Linked DNA regions of Homo sapiens: region 1 is linked to region 2. Evidence: read pairs that join two places in POLR2A ChIA-PET (ENCODE). Cell type or tissue: A673. All regions are shown on one strand. Each heading gives the region's core, and the rest is flanking DNA. Links, peaks and the distances in the headings are about the cores only. Region 1 overlaps C15orf40 (chromosome 15 open reading frame 40). Region 2 overlaps BTBD1 (BTB domain containing 1).

The links. ChIA-PET counts read pairs that join two places held together with the same protein. Peaks named below come from ENCODE experiments on the same cell type or tissue, not always from the same donor. Only the 100,000 strongest peaks of a DNase experiment are listed, where the experiment ranks them.
Region 1: POLR2A ChIA-PET joins it to region 2 with 10 read pairs; 22 of 35 experiments call an interaction of 5 or more read pairs at or near these places.

What each region holds. Positions count from the first base shown.
Region 1 is chr15:83,001,323-83,004,240 of GRCh38, reverse strand. C15orf40 (chromosome 15 open reading frame 40) reads left to right here. Exons shown (of 4, transcript NM_144597.3): 4 at 1-2,918. Among named protein-coding and RNA genes, the nearest start is that of C15orf40, 8.9 kb to the left of the region's middle. In A673, for the core only: no CTCF peak of the experiment used is centred there; no DNase peak of the experiment used is centred there.
Region 2 is chr15:83,060,510-83,063,427 of GRCh38, reverse strand. All of the region lies in intron 1 of BTBD1 (BTB domain containing 1), which reads left to right. It overlaps LOC124903542 (a long non-coding RNA gene), which reads right to left. Exons shown (of 2, transcript XR_007064742.1): 2 at 1,583-1,941. Among named protein-coding and RNA genes, the nearest start is that of BTBD1, 5.3 kb to the left of the region's middle. In A673, for the core only: no CTCF peak of the experiment used is centred there; a DNase peak (open chromatin) is centred at 1,507; H3K4me3 peaks cover 1,124 bases; H3K27ac peaks cover 1,426 bases.

The DNA of each region.
Region 1 (2,918 bases), core at 136-2,635, 59 kb after region 2:
GCTTTGGAAGGTTGAGGCAGGAGGAACACTTGAGCCCAGGAGTTTGAGACCAGCCTGGGCAACGAAGTGAGACCCTGTATCTGTCTCTGTCTCTTTCTTTATAGATAGATAGATATACATAGATAGATTTTATACATAGATATATATATTTATATGTAAGATTATATATAAGACCTCATATATAAGAAGTCCAGGCCGGGTGTGGTGGCTCATGCCTGTAATCCCAGCACTTTGGGAGGTCGAGGCGGGTGGATCACCTGAGGTTAGGAGTTTGAGACCAGCCCGGCCAACATAGTAAAACCCCATCTCTACTAAAAATATAAAAACTAGCCAGGCATGGTGGTGGGTGCCTGTAATCTCAGCTACTCGGGAGGCTGAGGCAGGAGAATTGCTTGAACCCAGGAGACGGAAGTTGCAGTGAGCCCACACGGTGCCACTGCACTCCAGCCTCGGCGACAAGAGTGAGACTCCGTCTCAAAAAGAAAGAAAAAATCCCAGACAGTGAAAGAGAAGCTACTCGTCTAGTACAACTCTTAACTTGTACCAAATAGGTATCAAGGGCAAGAAAAGGTGGCTTATGTGAGATCACAGTGCACATTAATGGCAGAGCTTGGTTTAAGCCCAGCTGCTTTGTCTTCTAAACTGTGCCATATACTGCCTGCAAATGTGCTTCTGTTTTACATGGTCTTAAGAGCTTTTCCCACTCTTTCTCAAGACCATTGCCATGTGTGCTGTAAAGCCGTTTTACTTGTGGATTTTACATGGATCACTGTTAGAATGTCATAAAATGATATCATAAAAGATCAACTTTCCTGGCCGGGCATGGTAGCTCACACCTGTAATCCCAGCACTTTGGGAGGCCAAGGCAGGTGGATCACCTGAGGTCGGGAATTCGAGACCAGCCTGACCAACATGGAGAAACCCCATCTCTACTAAAAATACAAAAAATTAGCTGGGCGTGGTGGCACATGCCTGTAATTGCAGCTACTCGGGAGGCTGAGGTAGGAGAATCGCTTGAACCCGGGAGTTGGAGGTTGCGGTGAGCTGAGATCGTGCCATTGCACTCTAGCCTGGGCAAAAGGAGCGAAACTCCATCTCAAAAAAAAAAAAAAAAAAAAAGGATCAACTTTTGGTCAGGCGTGTTGGCTTACGCCTGTAATTCCAGCGCTTTGGGAGGCCGAGGCAGGCAGATCACGAGGTCAGGAGTTCAAGATCACCCTGGCCAACATGGTGAAACCCCGTCTCTACTAAAAATACAAAAGTTACCTGGGCATAGTGGCAGATGCTTGTAATCCCAGCTACTCGGGAGGCTGAGGCAGGAGAATTGCTTGTGAACCGGGACCCTGGAGGCAGAGGTTGCAGTGAGCCAAGATCGCACAACTGCGAACTGCGCTCCAGCGTGGGCTGCAGAGGCAGACTCCGTCTCAAGAAAAAAAAAAATCAGCTTTCTTTCCTTCCCCTGAATCTTCTGCAGTGCCAGTTTCATCCTCAGGCCCACTTGTTTCATGTAGACAAAAGGCCAACCAGGTTTCATATTCACGTATCAACCCCTGCAGTAGGAGAAAAGGCCACTCCTAGGAGCTCTGGTATTTTCCAGAAGCTTTCAGTCAGCCTTCCCTTGTATCAGCCCAAATCAAGTCACATGAAATTTCTAAGCCAGCCCCTGTGATCAGGGAATGCCATTCTATAACACAAGTTCCCTAAAGCAGTAACTATAGAAGAAAGAATTACCCTAATTGTTTCAGGCCAATTAAGGCCCATCCTAGAGGTGGAAATGGGGTCAGCATACTCAGAAGCAAAGAAGTAGAGAGAGTTGGATACCTGAATAAAATTGGGAAAAGTTACAAAGAGAGGAATGGATGCTGGAGAGGAACCACCAGTTTCTACTACGATAACCTATTTACTTCATTTTAAACGGTGATATTTTAAACGTGGGAACATTTTGCCTAGTGAGTTTTTTTCTTTGAGAAACGTAGCAGTATCTTGTAACAAAGAAGATATGGGGACACTCTGTCATCAAAAACTACTTTGGGGCCGGGCATGGTGGCTCACACCTGTAATCCCAGCACTTTGGGAGGCCAAGGTGGGTGGATCACCTGAGGTCAGGAGTTCAAGACCAGCCTGGCCACCATGGTGAAACCCCACCTCTACTAAAAATTACAAAAATTAGCTGGGCGTGGTGGTACATGACTGTAATCTCAGCTACTTGGGAGGCTGAAGCAGGAGAATTGCTTGAACCCGGGAATCAGAAGCTGCAGTGAGCCGGGATCACACCACTGCACTCCAGCCTGGGTGACAGAGCAAGGCTCTGTCTCAATAACAACAACAAAAAAACAGAAACAAACAAAACAAAACAAACTACTGTTGGAGGTAGGAACTGGCCCAGGGGCTGTATTCCCAGAACACGATTCCCTTTTCCCCACTGCAAACAAGATAGTCTACAGCAGCCTCACAACTTAATTGTCTCACACAGGACTATTCCTACTGTTAAGAGATCACAGCTAAGGCTTGGGCACCTTGACCTGCTGTAGAAGCTCAGTTAATGTACTTTTCATCATCTGGGCCCTGGTATTCCCCTGTAAATACTGAAGTAGACCCAGTGACCTAGTGCCCAAGACACAAAATATTCAGCCTCCGTAACATTTGTCTAATGACATGGTTCTAGCTTTGCTCACTCCCATTAATTTCAAGTGAGTACTGGCTAGGCAGTCTATAGTGACTTGATTACACTGTCTTTCTTGTCCTGTGCTGTCCTGAGAATCCTGGATTTGAAGCAGCCTATGAATAAGGTTTGAAAAATATTTATCCAACTATGCCGACATATGATGTTCTAGCACTGCATCTGTCATCTATCACCCGCACCTTAATAAATGATAATTACTTGTGCAAACATGATGTATTAATCACTTATTAACTTG
Region 2 (2,918 bases), core at 116-2,615:
GATATATTTTTGAAGGTACAACCAAGAGGACTTCCAAGACATCCAAGTAGTGTCATAGAGTAGACAGAAATATGAATTTGGAGGTGAGGGAACAGCTTGCTGAACATAAATTTGCAAGTTAAGAGTGAATGGTATTTAAATCGAGAGATCAAGTGAGATTACCTAGGAAGGCATGTAGACTGTGAAGAGAGGTACAAGGATGAGCTCTGGAATCTTCAAATATGTAGAGATGTAGCAGAGAAAAAGCATAAAATGAAACTGAGAAGCAGCTGTCAGTGGAATTAGAAGAGAAAGAAGGAGCATTATATTCTGAAAGTCAAGTCAAAACATTTCAAGAAAGAAGAAGTGGGAAATGTCAACTATGGAAAGTGGAAAGTGGTCAGTTATGCTCAATGCTATTGAGAGTCAGGTATAATGAAGACTTTGAGTTGATTTTTAATCTTGACAAGGTGGAAGCTATCGATAACCCTGCCAAGAGTGATTTCAGCTGATTAGAGTAGGTTAGGCAGAAAATGGGAAGTGAGGAGCTGGAGACAGTATAAACAGTCCTCTCAGGAGTTTTGTTGCAAAGGGGAACAGAGAATGACGTGATGGCTGGAAGGGGCACGAGGTAAGTGTTCTTCAGTATTCAGTCCTCAGCTCTCATCCTTTCTCCCATCAACCAAAGTGAGAGCTTTACGCACTCATTCCCCCACATGTGTCTCCAAAGCTCTACTTAGCTCCAGACCCTCATTTCCAACTGGACCATCGTGAAGTAATGTTTTATACCCATGCAGATGGACATGTTATTAATGAAAATATCTGACATTTAATGAGTACTTTTACTGTGTGCCATAGATTGTTCCTAAGCCCCTTTGTGATCTCACTTAAATTTCAGGAAAATCCTTTGAGACAGGCATACTTCTTATCCCCCTGCAATAGCTTTTGCCATATTAATGCTATAAATAAAGCAACCCCCAAAAAGCAATAATTTATTCTTGCTTATGATTCTGTAGGTCAGCTAGGAAATGACTTCATGGGCCTAGCTCCAAATTGTAGTTTCGTTTCACTCCATTCTACACATTTCTTGTCCATTTTAGACCATTCCTGAAAATTTTACCTGCCTCTCCATTTTTTTCTGCATTGCTTCAACCAAACTACTGCGTTTAGACTTAACTCTCTCCATTCATCCTGTTAACAGTGATCTCTCCAATATTGGTATATGGTCATATAATTCCCCTGAATCTTTTAATGACTTCTTTTTACCTACAGGATGTTTAAACACTTTAGCAGGTACATGAAACCTTTGTGATTTGATCTCTCTTTCTTCATCTCCTCTCCATCCACTCAGTGTTTCAACCCTAATTACTAATGGCCTTTTTCTTGTTTTAGTGCCTGCTTCTAAGGCCTCCTTACCTTTGTACTCCTCAGTCTTTCTGCCAGGGCTCCACACTTAATTACTACTCTTCAGATAATCTTCAGGCTTTACTTCCTCTGTAAAAATTCCACCCACAGGCAAAATTGCACACTGGCTCATCTAATTAATCTCTCACAGCATGTTTTGGTTATCTGTTGCTGTGGAACAAATCACTGGAATGCGTAGTGACTTAAACAACTTTTATTATCTTTTACAGTTGTGTGGGTTGACTGGAATCACTTAGGTGGTTTGTCGTCTATGTAGCTGTAGTCAGATAGCAGGTGGGGTTGGACTCATCTGGAGGTTTAACTCACAGTCTGGGATGGCTGAGCCTTAAGTCTCAGGTCCTCTTCAAGAGGCTTCTTCAGCTGGTCTCTCCAGCAGGGTAGCTTGACTTCGTGGCTCATGACTCCGAGGAACACAAAAGCAGGAGCTGCCAGGCATCCTTAAGGTGTAGGTCTCAGACTGGTGCAATGTCACTCTGCCACAATCTGTTGGTTCAAGGGGCTCACACAGGGACAACCCAGATTCATCATGGGACAGATCTATGTAAGGACATGAACACAAGAAAGTATGATTTCTTGGGGCCATCATTAGAGATTAGTTATTAGATATGAGTGCCTAATATATACTTCTGTTATTAGGACATTACTTTTTAATCATTTCAGTACCAGACTATAGTTGCGTGCTGCATAATGGCATTTTGGTGAACAGTGGACTGCAAATAAGATGGTGGACCCATAAGATTATAATACGGTATTTTTACTGTGCATTTTCCATGTTTAGATACACAATACTCACCATTGTTTTAAAGTTGCCTATAGTATTCAGTACAGTAACATCCTGTACTGGTTTGTAGCCCTGAAGCAATAGTCTATACCACATAGCTTAGGTGCGTAGTAGGCTATACCATTGAGATTTATGTGAGTGCAGTCTATGATGTTTGCATGATGATGAAATTGCCGAACAATGCCTTTCTTAGAATGTATCTCCATCTTTAAGTAATGCATGACTGACTGTGTAAGGTTTTTATGGGCAAAGCTATCTTACCCATATTTTTATCTCTAGCACTATTACAGTGCCTGCTATATAGTCCCTCAATAAATGTTTTTGAGTAAAATGAACAGATAAGTAGTGATACAAAGTTTCTTACACATATCTTGTGATCATTCTTATATAAAATCAAGTATTCACCTTAGGCTTTTAAAATTTACTTTATTTTATTTTATTTTATTTTTTGAGATAGAGTTTCACTCTGTCGCCCAGGCTGGAGTACAGTGGCGCGATCTTGGCTTACCCAATCTCCGCTTGCTGGGTTCAAGCAATTCTCCTGGCTTAGCCTCCCGAATAGCTGGGATTACAGGTGTGTGCCACCACGCCTGGCTAATTTTTGTATTTTTAGTAGAGATGGGGTTTTACCATATTGGCCAGGCTGGTCTCAAACTCCTGACCCCAGGTGATCCGCCTGCCTCGGCCTCCCAAAGTGCTGGGATTACAGGTGTGAGCTACCGTGCCCGGCTTT